2 separate regions of the Homo sapiens genome follow, and region 1 is linked to region 2. Evidence: chromatin loops called from intact Hi-C (ENCODE). Cell type or tissue: mammary epithelial cell. All regions are shown on one strand. Links, peaks and the distances in the headings refer to the core of each region. The heading gives the core; the rest is flanking DNA. Region 1 has its middle 44 kb from the start of DNAJC6-AS1. Region 2 overlaps DNAJC6 (DnaJ heat shock protein family (Hsp40) member C6).

Region 1 (16,276 bases), core at 4,535-12,534, 77 kb before region 2:
CTTACAAAAGAGGAATAGATGAATATTGCCACTGTAGTAACTTGGATTAGAATAAGTGTTCTAGTTTTATAATTTTTATTTTAATTTTTAAAATCTTTAAAGTTCCGGGATACACATGTAGGATGTTCAGGTTTGTTACATAGGTAAAGGTGTGCCTTGGTGGTTTGCTGCACCTATCAGCCCATCACTTAGGTATTAAGCCCAGCATGCATTAGCTATTTTTCCTGATGCCCTCCCTCCCCTGCCCTCACCACCACGGGCCCCATTGTGTGTTGGTTCCCTCCCTGTGTCCTTGTGTTCTCATTGTTCAGCTCCCACTTATAAGTGAGAACAACTGGTGTTTGGTTTTCTGTTCCTGCATTAGTTTTATAATTTTTAAAACCAGATCTTTAGTGCCTATACAACCATCTCCGCTTCTGCGTTCCTGACCTAGCGTTTACTCACAGCTTCCCAGGGCTCATTGCCATCCCACACCTCTCTTTTCTTAGATAGGATCTTGGCTGCTCACTACATTCCTCTACTATCTATCTTCCCCTTCCCCCATAAGCCCTGGGGATAAAGCCATTATAATATCTAATGTTACATGATACTTGACATCTTATAGAATAGTTCAACTACAGGATTTTGTTTAGATCTTGACAATACTCCTGGAAGGAGAGAGGGCAGATGTTATGTATTTCCCCCATTTTATATATAAGGGAAGGTGAAACAAGCGGCACTAAGTGATATGCTGGAGGTCATGTGACTGGTGAGTGTCAGACTCAGGCCTGCCTACCTATACAACATGCTTTCTGCCACATCTCCCTCCACACATGAAAAAACATGTTTCAATAGCTATACTCATGGAAGAGGGAAGTAAAACGAATAAATATTATGCAATAAATCTATATCTCAATTTTATTTGATTTTTTAAAGTTAACCTGAATTTCTTATGATGATGTTAACATCACTTTGGGCATCTAGAATCATACACTTTGACATCACACAGGCTATGATTTAAATCTGCCACTAATAAATGGCACATTAATAAACTGTGTGATATCAGACAGCATCCTTAGTCTTTCAAAAATGGAGTTATATATTATCTGAAAAATGAGGATGACAATTCCTATGTCATGTAACTGTGATGATTAAATGCATTTCTGGTACATAGAGGTTCACAAAGGGCTGGTTATTTTTAAATTAATATTAGGTTTACTATTGTATGTATTAATATTAATAAAACAAAACCTAATATGGTTGAAAATCTAGACTATTCTTAGAAAATAGTCTAGAAAACCTAGAAAAGTCTAGAAATTATTAGCAAACCATAATATTAATATGGCTGAAAATCTGGACTACTATTAGTATACTATTGTTAGTATAGAATAATAATAGTCTAGATTTTCATAAGAGTCCAGACTACTATTAGTCTAGATTAATGCTTAGTCTAGATTTCAACCATATGATCACACTCAAAATATGTTTAAAAGTTCAGTGTGCTCTGGGAAGCAACCACAGCTGGAGGCTTCTTTGAGGAAGTTAACCCTTCTGGGTCAACCAGAAGGTCTTCTGCAGCAGCATCCATCTTTCTACCACCTTCTTCTTTTTCATCAGGAGGCTGCAGGGGAGAAGGAACATAGCTTCTAGGGACTCCTGTCATCTTTTCATGCTAACACTGTGTCCTGAACATAGCAGACATTCAATAAATATGTCTGGAATGAAAGATTCCTTTCATTTATATATATTTCCAAAGAGAATGACTCTGAAATTTACACTGTGAACATTTGTCACTAAAAATATAGCATAAATATCTAGAAGGACAATTACTGCATCAAAGTGTATATATATATATATAGTTTTGATTTTGAGAGATATTGCCAAGTTGACCTTTGTACATTTGTGCTAATTCAGTTTCTGCCAACAGTGTGTAAGCTCCCCGATTCCTTACTGAATATGGTCAGACTTTTAAATGCTTGCTAATTTGATGGGTATGAAATGATATTCCATGTTGTTTTATATTGAATTTTCTTGATGAATAATGAAGCTGAGTATCTTTTCACATGAATATTGGCCATTCTTGTGTGAACCTTTGTGAAAGGCCTATTGATGTCTTTCTCATTTCTTTAACTTGGGTTTTTTTTTTTTCTATCCATTTTAGGAACTCTTTAAATATTCTGGATATGAATTATTTGTTGGTTTAGAGGTCTAAACAACTTTTAAAAATGTACTTAATCATGCCAGTAGTTCTAAATGGGAATATGAACAAGCTGTGCTGAGTTGAAATTAACCCTCCAAATGCTTCCGTCCATTCCAGAGAACCATATTTTACTCAAATATCAAAGTCCGTAGGTTACAGAAAAGGGAGCAAATGACAAAAGCATTTTATGAGCAGTAGACTTCTCTAGCCCTTGAATTATGGTAGATAACTGGCCTTGAGTTCCTGCCACCAGAAATTCCCTCCTCTAAACCCTGTGGTGGTTGAGGAGCCCTTTCCTGAGCTGTGGTATTCTCTGGGAAGACACAGGTTGGAACTAGAGTCAGTTTCCATCAGTAGATAGTATTTTGCAGAACAATTTACTTGGAGAAGAAAGAGGACAGAATTTCTGTCACGTCGATCAGTGGTTTATTCTCTCACTGCCATTGTCTAGCCATATGTCCCTAAAAATAAGCCACATTGAATGGATGTAATGATCCCTACCCAGCCTATTCCTAAGGATATTAGAGAGATCAAATGAGACCATAAAAATGAAAGGGCTGTGTAAATACAAGGTTTGTTAGCCAGGCTCTGGGAAGTAACCAACACTTTGTCAGAGTGGGAAAACCTCACTGACCCACAATCTTTGGGTCTGTGGCTCTGGCCCTTCTCCTACCACCTGTTCTGCATACAGGTGCATGATTGTAGAGAGCTGTGCTTCTCCAAGGTTGGTCTCCAGACCAGCAGCATGAGAGCAGCAGCATCAGCATCACTCAGGACCTTGTTAGAAATGCAAATTCTAGGCCCCCATCTCAGAGCTACCAGATCACAAACTGAGGGGTGGGAGGATGGGGAGGGATAGGAGGCTGGAACCTGGAAATGTGTTTTAATAAACTCTGCAGTAATTCTGACACATGCTAAAGGTTGAGAACCACTGACTTAGTAGGATGAGCAAGGGTTTTACAGCCAGCAAATGTGGGTTTAAATCTCAACTCTCCTACTTGCCAACTTGTGACATGTAAATTACTAGACCGTCTTGGGTTTCCAACCTCTCACCACTAAAAGGAAGACCGAGTGTGGTGTAGCAGGTGAAGCCACTCTCCTTCCTTCCCATTTCCTTTACAGGACTGTGTGAGAAATAAATGACATGACGATTCTGGACTCTGCTGTGTTTAGCTGTGTGTCTCCTTTGGCAAGTCTCCTTGCCTCTCTGCCTCATTTTTCTCATCTGACAAAACAAATGGCAAGAGTTAATGTGTGCATTGCTTTTGTCACACTATGTGCCAGCCACTGTCTTAAAGAGTATGTGATTTTATTTTATTCTTACAATAAACCTGTTTTACAGCTTTCATTTTACACATAAGAAAAACTGAAGCAGAGAGAGGTTAAGTAACATTTCCAAAGTTATACAACTAGTAAGTTGGGATTCAAACCCGGGAGGTCTGCTGTGAGTCCTTGCATTAAAGACAATGCTTGCCAAGTAATAAGTTCTCAAAAAATGGATGATGATGATGATGATAAGAAAATAGCCTGGCATATAGTAGGTACTCCATATAAGCCATGCTGCCCTCTTCTGTGGCTAGCCCTAATCCTAAACATCTATCCCCTCCCCGCAGTAAGCACATTTTCTTTTTCCTTCTCACCTCTTTTCTGGCCATTTGGGTGCTCTGAGCAAGCCAGACAGAGGCTTGGCTGGATGCAGAAAGACCAAATGTGGTGTTGCAGGTGAAGCCACTCTTTGGGAATGAATGACTAAGCTAGCAGAAGCTCTAGACAAGTTATTGAAAGATCATTTCATCTGCCTAATTTGGAATATATATTCTGGGTCTCTGCTTACCTATCAACTAATCAAGAATTAAAATGCCTCAAAAGTTCCAAGGGAGTGTAAAAGCTTTTTTTTTTGGTGCCCAGTTTTTCCTCAGAGTAAAATTTGCAGCTGGGAAAGTTTAATCCACAGTATGACAGCAGTGTTTTTTTCCTTTCATTTTTGTTTTTTTGCTCAGACAATAAAAAGCCTTATTCCCTTTCAATTCAGGGTTTCACTCGTTGTTCTTGAAAATTCCCTTCAGTTTAGCTCTCAAGATGGCCTTGCTTGCTGAGCATGAGTCACTGGTTTAGTGACTCAGAGTGGCATCTAACAAGACAAGGATGTGCAGGGTTGTCAAGGGACTTAGTGGCCAGTGGAGCCTGCCTGAAGCTTTTCCTAAACCCAGTTTTTGAGATAGAGCATCTTTTCCATTAGCGGCTGTTCCTAATCATCCTCAGTACCAGTTTATCTGAAGCTTGGGGTCTGACAGAGACATTGCCTTGTTGTGGAAAGCTCTAGAATCCATCCTTGTCCTTAACTGGATGTGGCCTTGAGATTTACTGTGTGACAGGACAAGACTTCTGAGAGTTCACCCAGCTCTGCTTGGAACGGCCGCAGAATCAGGAGGCCTGTGCTTCTGGAAATATGGTGTCAGGAGGGAAAATAAAGCCTCTTTTTATTTGATGAGGCCTTCAAACCTCTTTCAACTTTAGGAGAAAAAAGATCAATTAAAGTTGGATAGAGAAACAGACACATGTGATGAAGCAAATATACCCAAATATACTTGGATATGGGGCCCACTGTACAATTCTTTCAACTTTTTGATATGTTTGAAACTTTTCAAAATATAATGTTTGGTACAATGCAGATACCCCTAGAAATGACTACACTTTTGAAAACATTATTCCTTTTGCAATATAAATGGGTGTTTTCCTTCCCTTCTCCCACTTCTTTTCTACTCCTAGCATTGGTCTTTTTAAAATTTTGGTCTAGGGAGCCTTCTTGATTAAAAAGGGCCTGGAATAGTTAGAAAGAATGAATAAGACCTAGTACTTGATAGCACAACAAGGTGACTAGAGTCAATAATAATTTAATTGTACATGTTAAAATAACTGAAAGAGTATAATTGGATTGTTTGTAACACAAAGGATAAATGCTTGAGGGGATGGATACTCCATATTCCATGATGTGATTATTATACATTGCATGCCTGTATCAACATTTCTCATATACCTCATAAATATATACACCTACTATGTACCCACAAAAATTAAAAATAAAAAAATTTTAAAAAGGGCCGGAGTGAGGGTGGTTGGTGATTGGCTATTCCTTTATGCCAAAGACTTCATATTCTTCTTCATATGTAATTCTCACAATAATCCTACAAACTAGTTATTAATTTCTGTATTTTATGAGGAAACTGAAGCTTAGGGGAATAAACTTGACCCAGTTACAAGGTAATACTACTCATCTTACAGCATTTATGGAGCCCTTACTTGATGTGTCAGGCTTTGTGTTATGAACCTTAAACCTATTAACTTGTTTGAGCCTCACCAAGCTGTGGAAGGTGGGTACCATTATTACCTCCATCCTGCAGATCAGGAAATGGAAACTTAAGAGAGGCGCAGCAACTTGTCTCAGCTTATATTCCAGGGGCTGGTACATGGCAGGGCCCATGTTTGAATCCATTCTCTTTATTTATTTTTTGAGGCAGGGTCTTGGTCTGTCACCCAGGGTCTTTCTTGCTCTATTGCCCATGGCTCACTGCAGCCTTGACCTACCAGACTCAAGCATCCTCCCATCTCAGCCTCCCAAGTAGCTGGACCACAGGCTCATGCCACCATGCCCAGCTAACTAAAAAAAAAAATTTTCATAGAGACAGGGTCTCACTATGTTGACCAGGCTGGTTTTGAACTCCTGGCCTCAAGCGATCCTACCACCTTGGCCTCCTAAAGTGCTGGGATTACAGGCGTCAGCCACCTCTCCCAGTCCTCTTCTGCTTTAGAGCTCTTGCCCTACTATTCAAATCCACGCTTTGGCATTTCTTTGCCTACTTTGGTAAATTGGCATATCTAGTGGAAGCCTCTTGACCTGAGGCCACAGGCTCCTGAGGACAGAGAATGTTTTGTTCAGCACCGTGTCATTCCTAGTGTTCATAGCAGTGCCTGGCACCATGAATATTATTGAATAAAAGAGTGCATGAATGATGGCTTCTCACCACCTACTCCCTCACCTTCTCAGCCCCCCAAAGTGCTCCTCTTGGGCACATTTTGGCTATCCTGGACTTGGTCCTTGGAGATAAAGATGCCGGTTTCTCTGATGTGGTTTAGCCAATGTCGCATTTGGTGGCCAGTAAGGAGTTGTAATGAAGGCAGATTTTCCTTATTGGTCTTAAGCTGTCAAAGACAGCAGAAAGATATTATCCACTGCCAAGGAAAGATGGGAACCAAAAACAAATACTTAAAGTTTCCCAAAACTTTCAAGGAATCTTCCAGCTGTGGCAACAAGAAGTCCTTAGTAGCCATGAAAGCTCTCACATTATAGCTATGTTTGACTCTTGGGTTGAAGTAATGAACAGGTGAACACTGACAATTAGTCCTCTTAAATGTGCCCAAGCAGTTGGTAATTATACCCTGCATTTATTTAGTGTTTTGTTTACAAAATTCTGTTCTCCCTTTTGATGATATGAACAGCCCAGTACATATATAGGACAGCTATGATTATTCCCACTTTACAGATGAGAAAACTGATGCCAGAGAGGTTCTGTCATTTGCCCTACACTACGCAGCTAATAAAAGGTAGAGACAGTAGAGACAGGTCTTCAACCCTTTTAATGCCTAGTCCAGGAAATTTTTAATATCAATATTGCATTTAACTCAGTAATTTCTGAGGATGAGTAACAGGAAGATGTATTCCTTTCTGTTGCTCTTCTTCCAATTTAGTTAGGTTATGTATTTGAGTCAGTTAGTCTTTCTGGATACCAGTTTGCTAATCTGTATCATGGGGAATAAACACCATCCATCAGTGAGTATGCATGAAGCAGAGGAGACTGGGAGGGTTCAGAACTTAAAAAACAATTTCTGAGTGAAGCTGTTTGGAAGAGACTGTGATGACTCTTACCTATTATCCATAAAACAAATTAAATGGCACCTCCCTTGGCAACCCTACCTAAAATGGCACCCCTGTTACCTCATTACCATGTTTCATTTTTCTTCACAGCATTTATTGCCATTTATTATATGTCTATATTACCTGTCTGAATCCTCCCACCAGAGTGCAATAACCAAGAAGGCAGGGACCTGAAACCCTAAGAGGTGGAATAGTGCCTGGCACAAATAACCACGTGTTGAATAAATGATTGAATTAATGAATGAATCTGAGCTGTGGAATGATTCAAAGTAAGTTTGAATTGAATGACTGAAAGATTTACTTGAATCCTCCTTGCTCCCCAACAGAGGGGTGTTATGGTTTGGCATCCTCATACATATTCCTAGTCTGCCACTCAATGGCTTACAACCAGTCACTAAAGCCTCCTTGAGTATCAACTTAGGCCTGGGTGAAATGGGTTCAATAACCTGTGTCCATGCAGCAGACACAGCCCATTATATTGCCCTGTATGCCTCTGTACTGTAACAGCCTGTGAGCAGCGTGAGGACCGAGGGCTGGTCCTGTGCACTGTTGTATCCCCAGTACTTAGCATACAGCCTGGTCCACAGAGAGGTAAAATAAATGTTGAATGAATGAATGAAAGTACAGGGCTCTGAATCCTCCTCCAAAGCTGACTTACCATCTGAAAATAAACCTGGTGCATGGCACAGACATTCCCCTTTCAATTCAGAGATGAGGAGGCGCTAAACAGTTGGTTCCCTATCCTGAGGGAAGGAAAGGCAAGCCTCGGCTCCAGATCCGGTTCCATGCCATGTTTTGGAATTTGTGTTTACGTCTGCCTTCATCCCCATCCTTTCCGCTCCAGCATAAGCAAAATTATAACCCCGCACACCGACTTGCATGCAATTATCATAGCCCGAGTGCTCCTCCGTTGAGAGACTTCGCCCCCGAGACCGCTGACTGTGAATGACAAATCAAAAGTCAGGGTTGCAGAATCAGCCGGACTTTCCTGCTCATTTGCAGCAGAGGGAGGAAGCAGAGAATGAAAGATTCTGAAAATAAAGGTAAGGGGCGGACTGCAGAAAGATGGCTAAGAGAGGGCTAAAGGCTAAAAGATGCTAGGGATGCGATGTCACTCCACAGACATATTTAGTTTGTATTAATGGCTAGTTTAAAATTACCATACCTATATTAACATTCTAGTTATATAATAAACATGATGACTTTAAAAAATGACTAGCTTCTAGTTTCCAAATATTGTGTCATTCAGCTTTCCATTTTTATAGTCCTAAATATAACCCTATTTTTGCATTCTTAATCTTGGCTGAGTAACACAGCTTTCATAGATTTCCTTAGACTAGCTCCCAGATTTTTGATAATTTTATTTTGGGGGTGTTCACAATAGTTAATAATGAATATACAGGTTTTCAATGCATTATGAGAATTGGAATATCTGAAATAATTGGGACTTAAAACAGTTTGGGTTCTGAAGGCAAACGCTGACGGAGAATCCTTTAATGAACATTAATCTTTTTAGAAGCGCTCCATGGGGAGCCGTCGCTGACCTTCAGAACTGTTTATCTTGCAAAGAAATGCTGGGATGTAAACTACCCCCACTCCATCAGCCTCCACACCTTACCTCCCCCTCACCTCCCAACACTCTAATTCTGTTAGAGGGATGGGGGAAGAGAGAAACGAATTTAAATAAAAACTCAAAAAAGGAAAGGGCTAACCGAAAAATGAGCCAACCAAATTTTAAGTTCAACAACAAGCATTCTGGAGGATTCTGGGGTTTTAAATTCGGAGGCTCCTTAAATATTCTGCCGCAGTTGGGGGAGGAGCGATGGACCCCTAGGTCTCCGGAGGCTACACGTGTTCCCCGATCCCGTTTCCAGGGGGAGCCCTTCCTTCCTATTGCGCTGGTCGTGCTCCTGGCCCGCGTGCCCAGGAAGGGCGCAGCGGAGTCGCGTGCCCGTCCGGGCGGAGGACGCCGTCTCCGCGCGGCGGTGCCGGGCCCCTGCTTCCGGAACGCTAATTTTAGGGTTCGCCGGCCCCCCTTTCTTTTCACCCGCTTTCCGTGCGAGCCGCTGCGCAGCAGTCTGCGCTTCGAGTGCGCTGTGTTTTAAGGAGGCCCCGGCGCTTGCCCCTTGGGCTCGGGGGCTTGGGTGCGCAGGTGGGGGCTGGCACGCAGCCCGTTGGGCAGGTTTCGCGCAGCGACCCTCCCCACGCCGGAGCTAAGTTCTTTGGGTGAGACGTGCAACAACGCAGGCCCCAAAGCTCTCTGCGCGCAGCGCCGCGGGGCTTGGCCTTCTCCAGTCCTCGGGAGTCAGCCACCGTCTCTGGCTTGTTATAGGATTCCCACCTCGTGGTGGGCAATGATATATACATATTCAACATTAGAAAAAGAAGGAAAAAAAAACCCCACTCACAATCTAATGCCAATGGAGAGAATGGTATTTTAATCTACGAAACTGTAATGAAGGCTCTTAAACAATCCCACTTTCCATAATTGAGGCTTTCAAAAGGGCCAGGTAGCTGGTGGTGTTTGTATTAACATCTCATAGGCTCTGGATCATTCACAGCCACGTATTGATCTATGTGGTTTTGACGTTTAAATTTTAATGAAGCAGCCTTAGTGGGGAAGAAAACAGCTATGCATGTGCCTGGTAAGGGGGAAGAGGACCTGTTCACTCCTGTTTCTAAGCCAGCATCTTAAGAGTAGGTATTACCTGTGTGTGAAATCAAAGTATTTTAAAATTAACTCTAGGAAGAATGTTGGATTTTCCTGTGTTGTTTTCAGTGGTTGGAGAAAGGGTTTCTGGAGAGAAAAAAAAAATTGCTTATTTGCCAAGTCATGCTAGGCCATGGACATGATTTAGAAAAAAAATTAAAGCTGCTTGAATTGGAGGCCCAGGTTAAGGTTAATATTCAACATTGTTTGAAATGGAAACACTCCTGGTTTCTCAGTGTATCAGTGTGTTTTAAGCTCAGATCCCCAGCCTTTTTCTAAGGAGAGTTGGTATTTAGAATTTTTTTTTTTTTTTTTGAGATGGAGTCACGCCCTGTCGCCCAGGTTGGAGTGCAATGGTGCGATCTCGGCCCACTGCAACCTCTGCCTCCCAGGTTCAAGCGATTCTCCTGCCTCAGCCTCCCGAGTAGCTGGGATTACAGGCCCATGCCACCACGCCCGGTTAATTTTTGTATTTTTAGTAGAGATGGGGTTTCACCATCTTGGCCAGGCTGGTCTCGAACTCCTGACCTCAGGTGATCCACCCGCCTCGGCCTCCCAAAGTGCTGGAGTTACAGGTATGAGCCACCGTGCCTGGCCGGTATTTAGAATTTTTGTTTTACTTTGTACTGGGAAGAGCCTTGGGTTGGGAGTCAAGATTGGTAGGCTCTGGCTTGTTCAGTTATAACTCATTTGTGACCTAGGACAGGACTCTATTTCTTTGGGTCTCAGTTTCTTTATCGCTAAAATGGAGAGCTATTAGACTAGATTCCTGTTTTTCAGATTGTGAGTGGTGAGAAAGCAACTTAGTGAGTCTTAGGCAACATTTTAGATCGATGAAATAGAACAGAAACTGTCAGAAATCATTGCACATAGCAGAGGTAACTACTGTTTCCTGAAACTTCTGTTATAGATATTTATCTTTATGCATGTGGGTATAAGCCGTATTCTGACATCACATCGGTTTTTTTTTTTCCTGTGAGTTTCAGTCAAAGAAGTTTGAGGAACACTGAAATAAATCATAGCTCAGTAATGGTTTTCAAGGAGTCTGTGAAATGCAGCTTTATATGCATATATATACAGACAGAGAGAGAGAGAAAGAGAGAGTCAATAGTTTTCCTCAGATTTTTAAAGGATTCTAAGACTCCAAATAGGTTATGAATTACTGTATTTCTAAGGTCCCCCAGGCCTTTTCCAAGCCTAGTTCTTTGAGAGCAAAGTATCCCTTTAGGGCTGCTGGGAGATGGGTATGTGTTGACAGAGACCAGATAAGTGTATGGTGTGAGGTGGTGTGTGTGTGTGTGTGTGTGTGTGTAGGTGTGACCATAGCAACCAGACCGTGAGAGCCATTCCTGGGTCCCAAATTACCAGTTGGTGTCCTGAATATGAGACATAAAAACACTAAAAATTAGAGTCTCTGTGTTGAAAAGGACCACAACAAAACTATTAAAATATTATGAATTGTTTGGAAGTCAATTCTTTTTGTAAAGACTGAAAAAGAGAATCAGGTAAAATTATAAGAGGTTGATGGGGCAAAGAAATCACCAGGATGTTGCAGGTTCAGAAAGTGAATTTTTGTAAGCTACCATCACATGAGTGGTTCAGTAAATGTTGACTTGTGCCTTAAGAACTGCCTGCCTGCCTTTTCCATCTTTTTAGTTCATCTTAGGGACAATTCAGTGAGGTTTTTAAATACAAAAGACATTGTGTAACATTGATCTAGCATATCTCAAAATGTTTTGCAAGCCAGGAAAAAGAAATTAAGTATAAGGCAACTAAAAAGAAAATAGTTGAGTGAGTTAATAAGTAGATATTGGCAAACATGACAGCTAATTATAACAATAAGAACCATAGCTCCTATTTAATTAACAACTGTTATGTGAAAAGCTCTCTGGGAGGTGCTTTACATATTGTCACAACACTGCAAGGTAGGTGGTATTTTATTCTGAAGAAATAGATTAAGAATTTTGTACAGGGATACATAGCTAGTTAATGGCAGAGCCATGATTCAAAATCAGGTCTTTTTTTATCTCCAAAACCATTCACATGGTAGGCAAGTACTTGAAAATAAGTAGCCCTGTACTCTGTAAAATTACAGTTTTTAATAAAATTGTCAACATTTTTAGAATTAACTTACCTATATAAAAAGGGAGATGTGAACCTTAGAAAATGATGGCTTTTGACTAATTTTTTAGGTTGTTTTTATTTGGAAAACAGATATTTTAACTCTTCAAATTCAGCTCCAAATTTTCTTTTTACTAAGTTCTTTGAGTATGTTATGCAGCAAGGTCTTAGAGGCACAAAATAATAAGAATGAAGACTGAAAATTTGGGTGAATTTTTTTTTGGTCTATAAGAGGTCAAAGAAAATAGTTCTCATTCCAATTTTTCTGTTATTTTTCTAGATTTTATTTTAAAATGGCAAACATGGCATTTGTTTAGCAAACAAAGTTACACATAACATTTTAATAGTAGGATTTAAAAGTTGTCATGACTGGGCGTGGTGGCTCAACCTGTGATCCCAACACTTTGGGAGGCTGAGGTGGCAGATCACTTGAGGTCAGGAATTCAAGACCAGCCTGGCCAACATGGTGAAACCCCCTCTCTACTAAAAATACAGAAATGAGCCGGGCATGGTGGCATGCACCTGTAATCCCAGCTACTGGGGAGGCTGAGACAAGAGAATCGCTTGAACCTGGGAGGCGGAGGTTTCAGTGAGCCGAGATAGCAAGACTGCACTCCAGCTTGGGTGACAGAGTGAGACCCTGTCTCAAAAAAAAAAAAAAAAGTTGTCTATGCCAATGGTTCCTGAGATAACTTTTCACTGGAAGTTATTACAAAATCTAATTGGGTTTGAGCAGGGTCAGATTCAGACTTTTAGGCTCTAAATATTAAAAAATAGTGTGGTGTTCATCCTCCAATCTGTAATTCAAAATAAGTGTAAAAAAATTTTTAAAAAGTTGTGATTTTTCTTAAACATCTTGACTACTTTGATACTTTTAGAGAAAACTCAAATTCTTTCAAGGATTTTTGTCACTGCTGCATGTGACTGGGTGAGTTGGTGAAATGATACTTTAGCTGGGGTGATCTGTAAATGACTGAGTGACTTCTCAAAGCTTCAGGGGTAGCATGTGGTTAAGCTGGGATTAGAGACTGGTCTATGCCAGTGGTAATCAATGGGTCTGGTATTGCTTTTTGGGCTACACACTGGAAATCTGCAGGTATGTTATTTGATGGTCATATGATTGAGGGGCGCTGCCATTGGCAGAAACTAGAAATGATAGTGCCCTCCGGTGTTCTGGGCTGTTCCATTCAATGATGAATTAGCTCATGTCCTGTGCAATTTTCAAATGTTTTGCTGAAGATGTAGTAAAACCTTCTATACTTTTCTGGGCTTAGAACATAAATTGGTTTCACTGTACACTGAAACTTCCAGGATTAAAAATGCTGTGTAAATCTAAGGAAGATTATACTGAATTTTGTTCAGGAAATCACTTACCCAAAGCAATGCCACTTGTGTTTTAGACACCAGTACAACACACCTGAATCATAAAATCTATATACAAGTGCAAGTAGCTACCTACTTAATTATGTTTTCTAATATAGTCGTCTGAGCATTTGCATATTGAAATACATGTTGCTTTATTGTAAATAACTTATTTCACTTCTCTTTTACATTACAGTTGAAACGTATATGTATATATATATACATATGCATAGTTTAATTTTGTGTTAGGTTATTTCATCTTTAAATTTCATTTTGAGATACTAAACAAGAAAATACAAAATATTTTTATATGTTACTCAGAGTTTAAAAATGACTTGATTTTTACCCCTGAATGTTTTAAAATAATTTGAACCAACATTAAAACTTTTGGAGACTATAGGTTCAATAAGGTATTTATGGCTTCTTTAATAAAGATTAGAGCAGTCTGCAACAATGAGATTGAGCTGAGTATAAATTACCCTCTTTAAAGGGCAGATATACTGGGTTATAAGGGTTATAAATCTCTAAAAGTGATGTTACTGGTCGTTGATTATTTTTATGCTATTGTTACTGCCACTTACATTTTTATTTTTTGTTTTACTATTATTATTTTTGAGATGGAGTCTTGCTCTGTCACTCAGGCAGGAGTTCAGTGGTGCGATCTTGGCTCGCTGCAACGTCCACCTTCCAGGTTTAAGCAATTCTCCTGCCTCAGCCTCCCTAGTAGCTGGAATTACAGGTGCACACCACCACACCCAGCTAATTTTTGTATTTTTAGTAGAGTCAGGGTTTCACCATGTTGGCCAGGCTGGTCACCAACTCCTGACCTCAAGTGATCCGCCACCTTTGGCCTCCCAAAGTGCTGGGATTACAGGTGTGAGCCACTTGGCCTGGCAAAATTTTTTTAAAACATTTTATTTATATTCTCTCAGCAGGACAATCTTCCTAGCATAACTGTTGAGGGCCCCTCCAGTCTCAGGTTTTGACCTTGTTTTTTATTTTTTTTTATTAACTTAAAAAACATTATTATTTTTTCATTTTTATTTTTGACTTGACGATAACTGTATATATTTATGGGGTACAATGTGATGTTTTGATAGAAATCTACTACATTTTGGAATGATCAAATCAGGCCGATTAGCATATTTATCACCTCAAATATTTATCATTTCTTTGTGATGAGAACATTTAAAATCCTCTTTTAGTAATTTTGAAATATACAACACATTATTATTAACCCCAGTCACAGTGCTGTGCAATAGGACAGCAAAACTTATTCTTCTAACTGTAACTTTGTGCCTATTGATCAGCATTGCCCCTTTCCCTGCCCATGCCCCCACCTCCCAGCCTCTAGTAACCACCTTTTGATTCTCTAATTCTGTAAGTTTGGCTTTTTTAGATTCCACACACAAGTGAGATCATATGATATTTGACTCTCTGTGGCACTTTAGAATTTCATTTTCTAATTGTTTATTCCTGGGATGTAGAAATAGAATTGATTAGGCCGGGTGCGGTGGCTTATGACTGTAATCCTAGCACTTTCGGAGGTGGAGGCAGGTGGAACACCAGAGGTCAGGAGTTGGAGACCAGCCTGGCCAACATGGTGAAACCCTGTCTCTACTAAAAGTACAAAAAAAATTAGCCGGGTGTGGTGGTGTGTGCCTGTAATCCTAGCTACTCGGGAGGCTGTGGTGGGAGGATTGCTTGAACTAGGAGGTGGAGATTGCAGTGAGCCAAGATCACACCACTGTACACTCCAGCCTGGGCAACAGAGCGAGACTCCATCTCAAAAAAAAAAAAAAAGAAAGAAATAGAATTGATTTTATATGTTGACCTTATTTCAGTGACCTTGCTAAATTCACTTATTAATTTCAATAGTTTTTAGATTTTAGGGGCCTTACTATGTAGACCGTTTATTTTTCTGTAAATAATGACAGCTTTTTCTTCTTTCTGATCCTTATACTTTTTCCCCTTTGTCTCATTGCACTAGCTAGGATCTCTCTTATAATGTTGAATAGAAGCAGTGATGGTGAGTATTCTTATCTTGTTACTGATCTTAGGGGAAAAGCTATCACATTTTCACCATTAAGTACAACATTTGATGTGGGATTTATATGGACACTTAAAAATTAGATTAAGGAAGTTACCTTCTATTCCTACTGTGCTAAGTTTTTATCATGAATCAGTTCTGAGTTGTAACAAATATTTTTCTGTATTATGTGCATCATATGATTATTTTATTCTGTTAATATGGTGAATTTCAGTGATTCTTGAATGTTAAACCAACTTTGCACTTTTGGAACAAACAACTTCGTTGTGATATCTTTTTATATATTGCTGTATTTGACTTGCTAATATTTTGTTGAGGATTATCTTTGTCCATGAGAGAGATTAACCTGTGATTTCCTTTTGTTGTGGTGCCCTTGCCACATTTTGGCATCAAGGATATGTTGACCTTGTAAAATGAATTAGGAAGTATTTCCTATTTCTCTATTCCCTGGAAGGTTTTTGTGAGATTAGAATTATTCTTTAAATGTCTGGAAGAATTCACTGGTGAAGCCATTTGGGCCTGGAAATTTTGTTCTTGGAAGGTTTTAAAATATGTTTTTTTGTTTGTTTGTTTATTTATTTTACTTTTGTAAAGATGAGGTCTCACTATGTTGCCCAGGCTGATCTTGAACTCCTGACCTCAAGTGATCCTGCCACCTTGGCCTCTCAAAGTGTTGGGCTTACAGGCGTGAGCCACTCTGCCTGGCTTCAGTTGTTTTAATAGTGTATGTTATTCAGATTTCCTATTTTTGTGTGTGTTTTAATAAATTCTGTTTTTTTAGGAATTTGTCCATTTCATCTGAATTTCCACATGAGGTTTTCTTTATATTCTCTTATGATCTTTAAAATGTTTTTAGGTGGTGTGGTCCTGTCCTTGTTTTTTATTTCTGATAGTGGCATTTCTATTTATTGTCCTGGTAAT
Region 2 (16,276 bases), core at 4,981-12,980:
CGGGATTCCAACCCGTATGTTATTATATAAATTGTCTTAAATCCTGAAAACATGATAGCTTTAAAACCTTAAAAAGCATCAGTGCCATCTTTAGAACAATGACTTAGGATTTTTTTTTCCTCCATGGATATTGCTTTAAATGTTTGAGGAAATAACTGCAAATTTTGTTTCATCCTAACCCTAATAATGCTCTCTACAATGTCCCTCAGCTCAGAATTCCTTGTGACTATTTGAAGCTTCAGTCTTTAATATTGCCTTGTGTTTGATTATATCATGTCAAAGGCAGAGCCTGGAAAATCATTATTAAGGATTTGTAGGTTGTTTGCATGACCTTTTAAAGTAAAAAGGATAGATATGAATAGAAATAAATAAAATTATTTTGCAAAGTAACCATAAGGCTTCAGCCATGTCTGTATCTAATTTATTCACTATAAAAAGTTCTACTGAAGATACATTTTGACTTAGATCACATAATTGAGAAAAAGATGGCAAATTTATCGTTAGGTTAATGTAACTATCCCTTCTTTGGAGAGGATGATAACAAAACTGTCAAAAGAAAAAGATGCCCAGATGAGATTATACTTGCAAAATTTTGTAGGCAGATACACAAACTGCAAGTATAACATGTAACCATGTTTGACAGGAGAAGTAGGAGAACATGGGTTACAAAATCCTTAAGCTTGACAGCCTCTGGCAAGGTGGTGAATAATGTGAGGTCTTTTAAAATGGCTTTCTTGAGATAAAGCACAGAATGTAATGCATGCAACTTTCAGAATTGTTGCTGGAGACAGCAAAAATACTCTTGAGACAGTGCAGGCTACTGAGGAAAATACATGCGGTGATCCAGAAGAAAGTGAGAGCACGGGCTGTTGGGAGAACTGCAAAGAGTTTCCCTGGGACTGGGGCAAAGATGGGTGAAGGAGGAATGCAGGAGGTGAGAATGGGAAGGAAAGCAGTTCCCAGGTTATTCAAGGCTTTGTAAACCATGTAACCCTGTGCCTCTAAAAATTTCTATGAACGGGAGTGATAAGATAAAATTTGTATTTTAACAACATGCCTCATCCCTCTGGAGAGGATTGGAGGGGTCCAAAGCTGTTAGGAGGCTAGAGATGGAAATGGCCTGAACTGAGTAAGATACTAAGTAAGGAGTAGTGGGTGTGTAGAAAGGTGGGTTGGATTTGGGTTTTGCCTATAGGAACAGTGGGAGGAAACAAGGTGACTCTCAGATTTCTTTGTATCTACCCATTCTTACTCCATAACCTCCCATGCTGTAAAATGATGGTGGTGGTAACAATGACTATAAAATTTGAAGGCCTGTTATATTATAGGTGTGAAACTTCTCATCACCTACAAGATAAAATTCAAGTCTTAAAGGGGCATGCAAGCATTCCATAATGTGCTTGTTGCCTATCCTACCACCCTTTGGTAAACACCCTGTGCAGTATTGCTGACCAATTTATAGTTCAGAATCTAAGGTCAGAATTAACAATATGTATTGAGCCAGATACTCTGGTACAAATAACAGTGATCAAATCAACTATGTCTGTCTTTTTTTTTTTTTTTCTTTAAACAGAGTCTCACTCTGTCGCCAGGCTGGAGTGCAGTGGCACGATCTTGGCTCACTGCAACCTCCACCTCGCGGGTTCAAGATATTCTCCTGCCTCAGCCTTCCGAGTAGCTGGGACTACAGGCGCACACCACCCACGCCCAGCTAATTTTTTTTTTTTTGTATTTTTAGTAAGACGGGGTTTCACCACGTTAGCCATGATGGTCTTGATCTCCTGACTTTGTGATCCGCCTGCCTTGACCTCCCAAAGTGCTGCGATTACAGGCATGAGCCACCAGGCCCAGCCTATGTCTGTCCTTTTATGGAGCTTCTTTTGTAGTAGATAGAGACAGAAAAAATAAAAACCCTCAAGATAAAAAGAGCCGTGAAGAAAAAAGAGTAGACTAAGGAGAGTTCATATAGGGTGATCAGGAAAGCATCTCTGAAAAAGAAACATTTAAGGAGAAACCTATAGGAAGTGAGGAGGGAAGCCGCGTGGCTCACTGGGGGAATAGTGGAATTGTAAGTGCAAAGGCCCTGAGGGAAGTACATGTTGAATAGACGAGTAGTGTGGCTGCAGCAAAGACGCAGGGAGAAAGGTAGGAGATAAGGCAAGAGGGGTACAGAGGCCTGTTCCTATAGAGCCTTGTAGGCCATTGCGCGAGCTTTGATTTTTATTCTAAGTGAGATGGGAAATGATTGGAAAATTTTCAGCAGAAGAGTAACATTTGCCTTATTTCTTAAAAGAACACCTTTGTTTCTCTTTATGAACCACACCTTAGGGAGGCAAGGGTGGAGGCAGAGACAGCAGTGAAGAAGATATTGCAATAATTCAGATGAGAAGTGATTGGCTTAGACCAGGTTGGTGGCACTATAGGCAGTGAGAAAAGGTTGATTATACCTCTTTGTATGTGGTAATATAAAAATATTATATACATTTGTATTAGTCTGTTCTCATGCTACTAATAAAGACATATCCAAGGCTGGGTAATTTATTAAAGGAAAGAGGTTTAATTGACTCACAGTTCAGCATGGCTAGGGAGGCTGCAGGAAACTTACAATCATGGCAGAAGGGGAAGCAAACATATCCTTCTTCATGCAGCAGCAGCAAGGAGAAGTGCCAAGCAAAAGGAGGAAAAGTCCCCTATGAAACTATTATATCTTGTGAGAACTCACCACTATCACGAGAACAGGAGCATGGGGGTAACTGCCCCCATGATTCAGTTACCTCCCACTGGGTCCCTCCCACAACACATGGGGATTATCGGAACCACAGTTCAAGATGAGATTTGGGTGGGGACACAGCCAAACCATGTCAACATTGTACATGATATATGTAGTACCTAAATATATATAGTTTTCTAAATTCAAATATACAAAAAAGTAAAAAGGGGAAACACAGGTAGAAACCAGAAACCCATGTCCCCATTACTCAGCTTCGACAATTATCCACTAATGAGCAATTTCATTTTTTCTAAAGCTGTTCTTGCCCCTCTGGATTATTGTGAAGTAGATCCCAGCCATAATGTCATTAAATATTTGAATATGCCTCTAACATGTAAGGGCCTAGCTGGGCATGATAGCATGAACTTGTAGTCCTAGTTACAGGGGAGACTGAGGCTTGGAGTGAGAACCTGCTCAATCAGTCAATCAGTCAATAAAGGGCTCCTTTTAAAAAACACTGTCACAACATTCTCATCTCATCCAGAATCTTAATAGTCCTTACTATCCTCAAATATCCAGCCTGTTCAGATTTTCCTGATTCTTTTAAGTGGGAATCTTATTTTTGCCTTTTTATAGTTTGTTTGAACCAGGATCCAAATAATGTTTATGCATTGAAGTTGCTTGGTTTTAAAGTTTCTTCTCTATGTCTCTTTTGTTCCTGTGTAATTTTTGTTGTTGTTGTTGTTGTTGGGAAAAAAAACCAGGCCATTTGTACTGTAGATTTTCCCCAAGTCTAGATTTTGCTGACTGCATCCCTGTGGTGTCACTTAACCTGTTCCTTTGTCCTCTGTGTTCCCGGTAGATTAAAGGCTTGATCAGACTTACATTCAGATTAGCTTTTTGCAAGACTATCTCGTAGGTCGTGTTTTGTATTTCCATCGGGGATATACAATGTGTGGTTGTTTCTGTTTTTTGTCATCACTGTCTAGTGCCATTGTTTTATTAGGGGCTGCAAATGTAATTCTTACTTTTTTTTTTTGTTTGCTGGACTATTTCTATGAGGAAAAACTCTTCCTCATCAGATATTTGGTTATCCTGGAGTAAAGTTCATATAGCAAACAAAGGAAAAAGGCTTGATTCTTACCCTTTATTTACCAGTTTTCAAAAATAAAAAGTAGGTCCCCTATCCTTCTCTGAGGGTGACTTATGAAGCTTCTCTCTTTCTCTTTTTCTCTTCATTTTATTATTATGAACTCATATTTTTAAACACACATTCATGTTTCAGTCCACTGCAGTTATTACAGTTGGCCCTCTGGGGATTCCACATCTGTGGATTCAACCAACCCTGAATCAAAAATATTTGGAAAAACACCAAGACAACAACAACAAAAAAGTACAGAATAAAACAATGATTTGTCTAGCATTTACATTGCAATGTAATAGGTATTATACATAATCTAGAGATGATTTAAAGTATATGGGAGGATGTGTGTAGGTTATATGCAAATACTACACGATTTTATATAAGGACTTGAGCATCCTTGGATTTTGGTATCCTTGAAGGGCCCTGGATCCAATCTCTCGAGTATATAGAGGGACATCAGTATTCTTACTAATGACTAAATGGACCATCTTTGGTCATGGGAGCCTCTGAAGCTAGCTCCTGAATGCTTCTAACACACTCAAGTAGTCTTTGATGCTTTCCTTGCTTTCTGGTATCACCAGATGTTCCAGGCTCATCTTGTATGTTTTCTGCCCCAATCTTAGAATCAGCCACTTTTTCAAAGGGCTCTAGTTCCTTTTAGAGGGAAATGGTGCATAAAGACCTCTGGTGTGAGGGGTGCTCACTGCTCCTGAGCTGGTTTTTGTGTCTAGGCCTTCTCAGTGGACAGAGCTAGGAGCAAATTTTTTAAAAGGTAAAATACATTATGGATTCACAATTATATTTCTTTCTCCCATGCCAAAATTCTGGTTCTCAGTTGCACCAGTGTAATTACTTATTTGCTTTGTGCCACAATACACAGCCACAGAATCACAATACCAACACTATCACCAAAACAGGTTAAGGTAGTTTTGTTTTTTGTTTTTCTTTTGGTGGTGGTGGGGGTACTGGTTGTATATATTTTGCTTTAAGACAGTTACTTTGTATCTTAAAGTTACTTGAGGTAGTTTCTCTCTGTGTGGTTATATCATCAATTTCATACTAAGCTGGGTTGGTTTGGCTCATTTTGCTATCACTTTTGAGGGGTTGCTTTAAAATTTATGTTTGTAATTATATAGAATATTTACATAGTTTCAAATTCAAATCTTTAAAGCAGGTTGTATTCAAAGAAACAGCTTCTGTCCCTGCCCCCTCTACCCTGTTCCCTCCCTCACAGGTAACTCTCTTTCAAGTTTTGGGTTTATCTTTTCACTTTGTAAATATGTGTGTGTATCTATCCACTCTCTCTTGGATAAGTGGGAGCTCTATACATATCTTAAATTTCGGATAAAATTTGGAGGTAGTACAGACACTATTTTCTGAAAGATTGGATGTGAGGTATGAGAATAGAGTTGAAGCTAATGCCCAGGTATGACATGATTGACTGATAGAATTGAACCACCTGGCCCCGAGTGCCCTTCTTTCCATGTGGCCTGGTTAGCCTCATTCATCTTTGCAAACTCCAGCTTTCTTTGCTCTCAGGTGCTCTCCTCTGTGCTCCATTGATGCCCTCTGCGTCACATTATCCTTCCCATATGGTCTTATATACTGTTTTCATTTGTGTTTGGCTGTCAGTAGACTGTGAGCAGCTTGATGTCAGACATTATGCTTTCTTATTCTGTTTTCCCACCACCTATCACAGAACCTTTCACACAGTAGAAGCTCAATAGATACCTGAGTAAATAAATAGGCCAGGTGTAATGTTGGGTTCTTAAGAAAAAAAAAATGAGGTGGATGTTGTTGTCCTATTTCACAGATGAAGGAACAGGCACTGAAAGGTTTAAGCTGCTTATCTAAAGAAACAGCTAATAAATTGCTGGAGTACGAACCCGAATCTTGTCTGATGCCAAGGCCACACAGCTCCAACTCTGTGTTCTCATTCAGCAGTGGCATGTGAGACTGTCCACAATTAGCCTATTAATTGTGTGACCTCTGCAAGAAAGTGAGCCTCTATGTCTATTTCTACATCTACGAATGCAAGATAGTAATGGCGTGTACATTATAGGGCTGTAAAGCATTTAGAATAATGCCTCATACATAGTAGGGACTCAAATCTTAGCTGATTTTAGGTACAATTGTTATTTTTAGTAGCGGAATATTAGAATACTACTACTACCACTACATACAAAGCCCTGTGCTTGGCACTGTGTATGGAGTCTTCTTTGACTCACCCCATCTTGCCTTCTAGGAGTTTGCAGGCAATGTGCATATGCTTAAAGATTTCAAGAAGGGCAACTGGGGAGTGGTCAGTCAACAGGCAGTCACTTGAGATTAGTGCCAAATGCAGGGAAAGAGGAAAGAAGGCACTTGCAGGTGGCCAACTTGTTAGATAATAGTCCCTCACCCCTGGGCTTCTGGGGCAAAAATAAAAAACAGAAGCCATGGTGGAGATTTGAATGTTTCTGTTCCACCAATGTCACCATTAGTGGCAGCCAAATACTTCGACTCCTTGTCCAGTTTGGTGATACTCCTAACAGTCCTTGCCTTGTAGCATTAATAAGTTGCACAAATCACAATTTAATACTCACATTATATAGACTCTATGAGTCATGGGGTCACCCAGAGTTCATGGGACCTTGGAGAGCAGCAAATTCCACCTCCACATTTTATAGAAAGAGACTTTGTCCAGAGAAGGAAAGCCATATGTTTAAGGGCACACTGGTATTTGGAACTTGAACTCTGTTGGTTAACCTTATGGGTCAGATCATGCAGATTCCCAAATGCCTGGACCCTTGCCTGGGAGGGAGTGGACTCTCAATATGCAAGAGTGCTGAGAGACGAGGGATGATGGCTCCACTGTTGTGCTGGCCACATTGTATTTGGTGAGTCCAGGCTCCTGCTCTTATCAGAACAGCAATGGTAGCTGCTGGAGGAAGAGCTGGCCTCCCTCAGGATGTAGCCATTTCTGCTGCCTGATTCATATTGGGCAAGGTCTTCTTTGGGCCCTTCCATAGCTATAGCCATCTATGTGCTATTGGCGATTGCACTGAGACCTCTACTCTGTCAAAAAGAGGTAAGGAAGAATGTGATAGTGAAAGGGCATGAGATTTAGAGCCACACAGATCTGGTTTGTGTTCTGACCCCAGTGTTTCTTAGAGGTGTGACTTTTATCCAGTCATTTAACTTCACTGGAAACCTCAATTTCCTCCTCAATAAAATGGGCATGATAATATCCACCACAGCAGGTTGTTGTAATGATTAAGTGTGATAATCTATATGAAGCATTTGGCAGAAAAAAAGTGTCCAAAGAATGGTAGCTTCTCTGCCTCTCTCCCCGACTCTGCCTGACCTTCATTTAGGGCTGTCTGTCCTCTGTCACACAGTGTGGCATAGGGCTGTGGCTGTGTTATTACACTTTCTATTTATCAGAAGCTACTGAGGGGTGTTGAAAGATGTAGACTTTAGGCTCCACTCTCAGAGATTCTGATTTGAAAGAAATCTGAAAATTTGCATTTTTTAAAACAGGCACCCCAGGCTATTCTGATGCGTAGCCTGGTACCTAGGCTGACATTTAACCTTGGGAACCTCTTGCACCACTGTTTGCCAGACCCCTTAGCTTGGGCGGGTTATGCAACCTCTCTGAGCCTCATTTCTGCACCTACTAACTGGGACTGATAGCCTGTTTAGCAAGGTCCTTTTCAGGGTGAAATGAAACAGTGTGTGTGAAGCATCTTGCATGAACCTAGCACACAGCGGGAGCCTGGTGAAGATGTGAAGACCGATACCAGACACCAAAGGGCTGCATTGCCTTCTTCCAATCTATAAGCTAGCCGTGGCCCTAGTTCCTTCTTTGGAAACCAAACCCTTGCAATGTATCTGTCCACCTATTCTTACCATTCTGTGGATTTTGCAGAGGACACATTGTTCATGATGGAAAGCCACCTGCTTGCCTGTCACCTGCATTTTTTGGAGACCCTTTTTATGGTTATTAGTGCCTGTCTTTGAAATTTCAGCACCTGTGAGCTCTGATTGTGTTACCTGGGATCTAAAAAGGCAGCAGAGGAGAACAGATGCTGCTAATGACTTATCAGCTCTTTTGTCCATAGTCTTCTCAAAGAAAAAAGGCTGTGACCCTGGGTTTGTCAGCACTGATATGCTTTCACACCACAAAGGGACTTGACAATGGGCAGGTTTCCAAGTCTGTAGAGTGGTTCTTTGGGGGAAGATGGAAAGCATATTTACAGTTTGGTTCTTCGGGCTCATGCTCTTTCTCCACCTTCTGTGCTCTGCTGCCACTACCCCTGGAATGCTGGTGCATGTGGCTTTTGAACATGAGAGTCAAAGACAGCAGCTATTGACCCTAAAGGCTGTGTGTGCCTGTGGGGTGGGTGGGACTGGGCAGCAAGAAGAGGCTGAATTAGGAAAGAGCATCTTGAGCCACTGTCATCATCCCTTTGTGGGACCAAGTCCGTATGAGGGACCGCGATCATAGCTGGATTGTAGTTTTCCACTCCTGCCTGTTCAAGCCTTAGAAACTAGTTTTCATTAATTTCATTGCTATGCAATGAATGCATAGCAGTTTTCCACTCCTGGGTATCTGTTCTTGCAAATATCCTTAGATTAATGCAGAGCAGACATCAGGCCAAGGTCTGCCTTTTTTGTTCTCCAGCAGTGCTTTTGGGTTTGACTGTTTCCTTTTATGTTTTAAGCTTTTAACAAATATAATAGGAGGCAGCAAAATGTTGTCAGTGGAACACAGGCTTTGGAGTGAGACAGACCTAGGGAAGAGCCTGGCTGTATGACCTAAATTTTTGTGTTGGGTCCTGCTGTGGGCTGAATATTTGTGTCCCCTCCTTTCCCAGATTCGTATGCTGAAACCTAATCCTTAATGTGGTAATATTTGGAGGTAGGGCCTTTGGGAGGTGATTAGGTTGTGATGGCAGAGCCATCGTGAACGAGATTAGTGCCTTTATAAAAGAGGGCCCCAGAGAACTTGCTTGTCTCTTTCACCATGGGAGGATACAGGGAGAAGATGGCCTTCTACGAATAAAGAAGTGGGCCCTCACTAGGTACCAAATCTGCAGGCACCTTGATCTTGGACTTTCTCGTCTCCAGAACTGTGAGGAATACATTTCTGTTCTTAATAAGCCACTCAATTTATAGTACCTTGTTACAGCAGCCCAAATGGTCTAAGACAAGTTCTCACTTTGCTCCTCTGTAAAAAGGGGATAATCAAACTTACCTGGCAACATAATTGTGAAGATTAAGTAAGATAATGGACATAAAGCTTGTAGTCTAGTTCCCAGGGATCAAAGGGTGCTTAATAAGTGATGGCTATTGCTGTTATCATCTTGCTGCACTTCAATGCAATTGAAATTGGTTTAAAAGTGAATAGAAACGGTTGGTTTCTTGATGGATTCAATTCAGTTCAATTAAGTGTCCTTTTTTAGATGGCTTACCCTGGTAAGTGTCATGCTGAATACTTGATACAGATAGAAATTAAGCACTCTCTTCTCGCTAAGCTCTTCTTGTGCATTCTCAATTTTGCGTTGCAGCTTTCAACAAAAGCATCCCCTCACCCTTCCCAGTGATTCTAAATTTCTTTATCTACTCATTTGAAGGTTAGTTTGACTTTCAAGCCTTTTGAGATCTGAGCATCATTCACCTTTGCGGTCTCACCTCTCACCCCTCTCTAATATACCACCCAGTTCTGTGAGGAAACACCATAATATCTTGGCTCTAGTATGTACCATTGCCACTGCCTGATACACATTCCTCTCCATTTCAGAGTCTTCCTCCTTCCTCCTGTGTAGTGGAGACGCAATACTCATCTGTCAGTGTTGGATGAGGATTTATGCATATAATTTTTTTGTCCGAAGAGCAGATGGAACCACACAGACCAGACTGCAGGAAAGAGAAGAGATAAACAGTAGACTACCTTACCTGTGGTTTCACTTTCCAAGGTTTCAGTTATCTGCTGCCAACTGCAGTCTGAAAGTGTTATGAAAATTCCAGAAATAATCCATTACGTTTTAAATTGTGTGCCATTCTGAGTAGTGTGATGAAATCTTGCACCGTCTTGCTTGGTCCTGCCTGGGATATGCATCATCCCTTTGTCCAGTGTTATGTTACTGCATATTAGTCACTTAGTAGTTGTGTAAGTGATGAGATTGACTATCTTGGTTATTGCAGTGCTTGTGTTCAAGTGACCCTTATTTTACTTCATAATGGCCCCAAATCACAAGAGTAGTGATGCCAGCAACTTGGATATGCCAGAGAAAAGCTGCAGGGTGCTCCCTTTAAGTGAAAAGGCAAAAGTTCCTGACTTAATAAAAAAAAAGGAAAAAAAAATATTCCGAGGTTGTATAGATCTATGGTAAGAGTGAATCTTTTATCTGTGAAATTGTGAAGAAGGAAAAAGGGAATTCACGCTAGTTGTGCCATTACATCTCAGACGGCAAATGTTATGGCCACAGTGTGTAAGTGCTGTATTAAGATGGAAAAGGCTTCAGTTTGTGAGTGGAAGACATGAACAGAAACGTGTTCCAATTGATGGCAGTTGGGTTTGGTATTATCTGTGGTTTCAGACATCGACTGCAGGTCTTGGACTGTATCCTCTATGGAAAAGAGGGGACTACTGTACTAGCACCTGCATTGGCCAGATGCTAAGTAGAAACAGAAGCTGCCTTGAACTTAGGGAGGCCCTGGGTGTACAGTGATTTTTCTATGCCATTTGTGGTGCCATTTCTGCAGCCCACCAGGGTGCAGCCTGCAGAAGGAAAGTCACACAGCTCTTTCCTCCCTCCAGGGGTCCTTACAATAATGAATGATGGCAAAGAGTCAAAGATAGGATGATGATAATGCCTACTTTTTATTGAGCACTTCTTGTAGATACATGCACATGTGTGTATTTCATTCTTAACAAGTATTATTGCAAAACTGAGGTTCAGAGAGGTTGCATCACACCCTTGAGCATGAAGAAGACAGGGAGGGTGGCTGTAATAATAGGGACAGTCCTCCAAAGCATGACATCCGACTCTTTTGATGGTTGGGCAGCTAGTGTGCCAGGGAAATAATTATCTGTCTCCTTAGCAACCCCCAATATTTGGCTTAGTTGTCATTGATGCATTTCAGTTATCTTCATGTCGTTAAAGAAATAGGTCTCAGGAAATTTAATCCAGCTAGCAGTGCTATGCCTAGAATTCAATTAACTCCATGATTTGCAATTAATGAGCCCTCATGCCAAGATTGAGGTCATAGCATTAATCTTACTTTTATTTTAGGATTTCCACTGTCATGATTTACAGCGAAATCCAGCCAATCTTGTCAGGATTATTGGAGCATAATTAAGCCAGAAAGGCAGGCAGAACAGCTAGTTAACATGGGATCCAGGGAGGGACCACATACCTTTGCTTGGTAAGCCTACCTCAAGCAGGATGGGGCTACATATGAGGATTTCCATCTAAGGACTGTTTCCCAGATGCCTGATCTGTATACATTTCAAATCCCCATCCAATCTCCAAAGAAAATATTTCCGAGTCCCAGTTGGTGAGCCCTTGTGAGTTATGTTGTTGTTAATTCAATGCTACCACATCCACCTCCACCTCAAGTTGCCATTTACTAAGTTGTAAATGTAACAGACAGTGAGTGGGCTTTTACAGATGATGGATTTAATATCTGTGATGATTCTATGAGGAAGGTATCATAGGCCTTCTCTCTGTATAAGGTTATACAGCAAGTAAGTGGCCTTTCCACTGAACTGATGGAAGGTTGTGGCAGTTCCTAGCTGCAGACCATTTTTGTGCTTCTCTCCCTTTCGTGTGTGTGTGTGTGTGTGTGTGTGTGTGTGTGTGTGTATTTTGCCCATTAGGATCTCCTCCACTTTCCCATATAGAAATAAGAAGGTAGGCATGCATAGGCAAATATTGTTTATGATTGCCTTCTAGGTGACAAATACTCATCCATCATTATCTCATTTAATCATCGTATACATGGGAGGAGGATATTATCTACCTCCATTTTACAGTTGAGAAAACTGAGGCTTAGAGAGATTTACTAGTTTGCCTGCTGTTACACAGATAGCAAGGAAGGAGAGTCAGTGTTGTGAATCCAGGTATGCTTGTTTGCAAATCCTAGGTTCTTTTAATCACAACACGCTAGTACTAAATAAATGCTTTTTCTCTTTTCCTGGTTCTCCAGGAGTGGTTATTATTGAGTCGAGAATTTTTGGGAAAAGTAACACGTGGAGAGTCAATTTTTGAGTGGAAGGAGTCTGAAGAGAGGGTAGGAACCAACCTCCTACTACCCACCAGGTAAGGGTGTACTTTTGGCCTTTGGGATTTAGCCCATGTCTTCTGTATGTAGAGTGCAGATCCAGGTTGGCTACCATGTCTGGCCAACCAAGCACAGAAGCCAACCCCTCCCATTGACTTTACTTTTGCTCAGTGTTTGGTTTTTCCACAAGGGAGGGTAGTGGCCAGATGTTTATGAGAAGGTCTCCATAAGCCAAGTCCACACCAGAAGCTGACCCCACAGCTAGCGGTAGCTTTCTTTGCCCTAGAGACCAGTGAAACAGAGGAGTAGCAGGTTCTCTTTGTACTTAGGTAGCAGATTTTCCTCCAAATGCTTGCTGTGGGTTTTTTGGGTTTTCTCCTAGGATTCACCTTCAGACTGTATCTGCCTCCCTGTGTAGTTAGCATTTAGAAGTGTCCTCACTGGGTTTGCTTAGCCTCATTGAACATTTTTATGCCTGGCATGGCTTACTAGAGACTACCTATTGGAAGTGCCTACTAATACAATTTTCTGATAATTTAGATGCTGAAGGACTTCCTTGAAATTTTCTTCGGCTGGCTTGGGATGGAATACTTGCTTTTGAAATATGCCCTAAAGAGTGTGCTATCCCTGGGGAAATCCACTTGTCTCAGGCAATATTAATCTGCTCTGCGAACAGCTTGTTGGAAATTTGCTGATAATCCATTTTTTTTTTGTCATTCCATATCTCAGTGTGAGAGAGTAAGAGAATTTGGTAAAAGTTCTTACTTTTTAGCTTGACCTTCTGAGGTCTGAGGAGCACTCACCTTCCCAGTCTCATCTTCCATCCCTCTCTAACACACCCTCAAGTTCCCTGAGGAAACAACATTATATCCTGGTTCCAGTATGTATTATAGTTGGTGCCTTAGGAAAATTACTTTCTTTTTCAGAGACCCCTGCCCCACCCTTCCTCATCTGCTTAGGGGAGACTGTAATACTCATCTTTCAGTGCTGGGTAAGCCTAGCATGTTCCCTAGTATGCTTATAATCAGAGCTCAGTTATGATCCTTTCACTTTTATGTCTGTCCTTGACATGATGTTCTCTTAACCTTTGCTTGCTCTCCAACATTATTTTGTACTAAATAATGGACTAAAATGCCCTTCAGCCCATTTCCATCCAAACTGCAATTCAGGCATCACCTCTGCCATAAGCCATCCTCTTTCCAACAACCTTCAACACCACCCCCGCTCCACCACCCCTGCCTGCCACACACACACAGACATACACAGGCTGGAAATAAGCTCCTCAGAATGCTTATCTACTTTATATGCAACTTTATAATACTTCTTGGTGTGTCTAAACAGTAGAAAATCAACTAATAATTATAATGCAGCACTGTGAGAGATATGAGAGAAAAAATACTAATGACTCAGAAGACTACATTTCATTGCTAAGTGGAAATATGGCAGGTCCAAATCTATACACAGTATCATCTTTATTTCTATGTATGTGGACACACAACACAAAATGTGTATATGTACGTATACACAAAAACAGAACTAAGAATGTAAGGATATATAGTCTCCAAAATGTTAACAGTGGTACCCTTGTTTATTTTCTTCTCTATCTTAATTTCATCTTCTTTGGTTTCAGTAGACCTCAGGGGTAGAGAAGTGAGTTAATCATACTGCTTTGCAGTCTTTATACGGCACAAGGCCCCGTCTGGTTTTATTGTAGATTTTCTTTTTTTTTTTTACTTCATCAGCCTCAATTCCATCCTCCTCACCCAGCCATTTGGTTTCTTTCTGATGCTCTTTATGTATGTCCTTAAGTGTGCCCAAATTTTCCACATTCTTTATGTCTTCTATATTATAGATATATATGATATTATTGTGTAATGCAACGTATTTTAATGTATAAAATATAACAAAATATAGGTAATGTTTATATTTATATCTGAATGAAACCTTTTTTCATAAATTAGAAACTGGAATTCATGTCTCTGCTTTTTACCTCTTTTCCCCGTTGTCTCCCCTCCCCTCAACACTGCAATCACACACACATGCATGTGCACACACACACACGTGCACACATACACACACACACAAAAATGAAGATTTTCTTGACCAGTCGTACTTCCAGTTCCAAAATCTCAGGATTCCTTGTTGCATATATTGGTTGACTCCCTCCCTTGAGCTCTCTGATATATGGTTTTGTAAGAAGTTTTTAACATGATTTTTCTCAAGTAATTGAGCTCCTAGTTTTTAGCATAGTACAGCAGAGTTTGAACAGAGAATGACCAATGGCAATGCAGACAGCCTTATTGGACTAAGGATGGCATTTTCTGGTGATTCGTATGTTTGGCTTATCTTCCCCAGTCTAGGCTCTATTCAAGCATATGGCAAAAGGGACACACCATTTGCAGTTAGAGCAATATTTGTTTCCTTGCCCTGCCAGCTACTAGCAAGCTAAGTGACTTGAGCCTTAATTTCATCATTATGCCTTAAAGCACTTCAATGAATCTTAATTGACACCCAGAAATACGCATTTTTTAACCTTTTGAAATTTGTCGATAATTATTTTATGCCCCAGCATATGTAAACACTTGATAAGAGGGTATATTCTTCAGTTGTTGGTTGCAGTATTCTATAAATGTCAATTAGGGCAATGTAGTATTGTTGTTCAAATGTTTTCTTCCCATACCAATGTTTTGTCTACTTGTTCTTAAAAAGTCTGCATTTGTGATTGTGGGTTTGTCCCTTTATGTCTACTTTTCTGTTCATTTTTGCTTCATATACTTAGAAGCTGTGCATACATTTAGAATGATATGGAATAATTGACCCTTTATTATTATGAAACATTATTCCTTAACTCTGTAATATTGTCTTGAAATTAATTTGTATCATGTTAATATAGGCCTACCTGCTTTCTTTTGCTTACTGTATGATTAATATTTTCTCATCCTTTGCTATTAACCTATCTGTAACTTTGTAATTAAAGTACATCTCTTGTAGACAGCATATAATTTGTGTTTTTTTTATGCAGTCTGATAATCTCTGTCTTTTAGTGATAGTATCTGGCCTATTTAGATTTATTATAATTATTAATATAATTGGGATTAAGTCTACTCTCGTTATTTGTTTCTAACTATTGCTTCTGTTTTTAGTTTCTCTATTCTTTTCAGCTTTGTTAGGATTAAGCATATATTTTAATATGAAATTTTAATTCTTCTGGCTTTTTGGCTATATATATGTGGTACGTATATTTGTGTGTGTGCATGTGTGTATATATATAAATATATATAAATATATATGTAAATATATAAATATATATGTAAATATATATAAGTATATGTGAATACATATAAATATATGTAAATGCATATATAAAAATATATATGTAAATACATATATAAAAATATATATGTAAATATATATATAAATAAATATGTAAATATATATATATAAATATATATGTAAATATATATATTTGGTATGTGGTTTCTCCAGAGATTGCAATATTTATTCTTCACTTATCACTGTATACATAAAATAAAATAAGAGAATGTTATAGCAGTAAAATTTCACTTACCTTCCACCCATCTTTTGTGCTATTTTGTCATATATTTTTCATCTGTGTAATAACACCACAATACAATGTTGTTATTTTTGCTTGCAACAGTGATCTTTCAGATGCATTAAGAGAAGAAAACCATAATCTTTTATATTCACCCAGACATTTACCATTTCTGGTACACTTCATCCTTTCCTACAGATCTGAGTTTTCATCTGGTAACATTGCCCTTAAGGCTGAAGAACTCCTTTTAGCATTTCTTATAATGCAGGTCAATTAGCAACACATTTTCTTGTGTTTTTAATATAAAATTTTGTTTTGAAAGGATTTTTTGCTGTCTATAAAGTTCTTGGTTGATCATTTTTTTCTATCAGCACTCTAAAAAAATTCATTTCATTATTTTTTGACCTCCATTGTTTCTGATGAATGTTAGCCATTATTGACATTTTTGTTCCGCTATATGTAATGTATCTTTTTCTCTATCAGCTACTAAGATTTTCTTTTTCTTTTTCTCATTGGCAGTCTTATTCTGATGTGTCTAAGGTGATTCTTTGTATATTTATCCTGTTTTGGGTTTGCTGAGTTACTTGGATCTGCAGCA

Evidence for each region. Hi-C counts contacts between places; a loop is a spot of excess contacts. Peaks named below come from ENCODE experiments on the same cell type or tissue, not always from the same donor. Only the 100,000 strongest peaks of a DNase experiment are listed, where the experiment ranks them.
Region 1: a loop joins it to region 2, with 2.5 times the contacts of the local background. A loop is called at or near these places in 3 of 110 quality-filtered maps.

What each region holds. Positions count from the first base shown.
Region 1 is chr1:65,256,778-65,273,053 of GRCh38, forward strand. It overlaps a transcript of DNAJC6 not described here. Among named protein-coding and RNA genes, the nearest start is that of DNAJC6-AS1, 44 kb to the right of the region's middle. In mammary epithelial cell, for the core only: a CTCF peak has its summit at 8,984; a DNase peak (open chromatin) is centred at 7,904; H3K4me3 peaks cover 885 bases.
Region 2 is chr1:65,333,561-65,349,836 of GRCh38, forward strand. All of the region lies in intron 1 of DNAJC6 (DnaJ heat shock protein family (Hsp40) member C6), which reads left to right. Among named protein-coding and RNA genes, the nearest start is that of DNAJC6, 32 kb to the left of the region's middle. In mammary epithelial cell, for the core only: no CTCF peak of the experiment used is centred there; a DNase peak (open chromatin) is centred at 9,931; H3K27ac peaks cover 1,158 bases.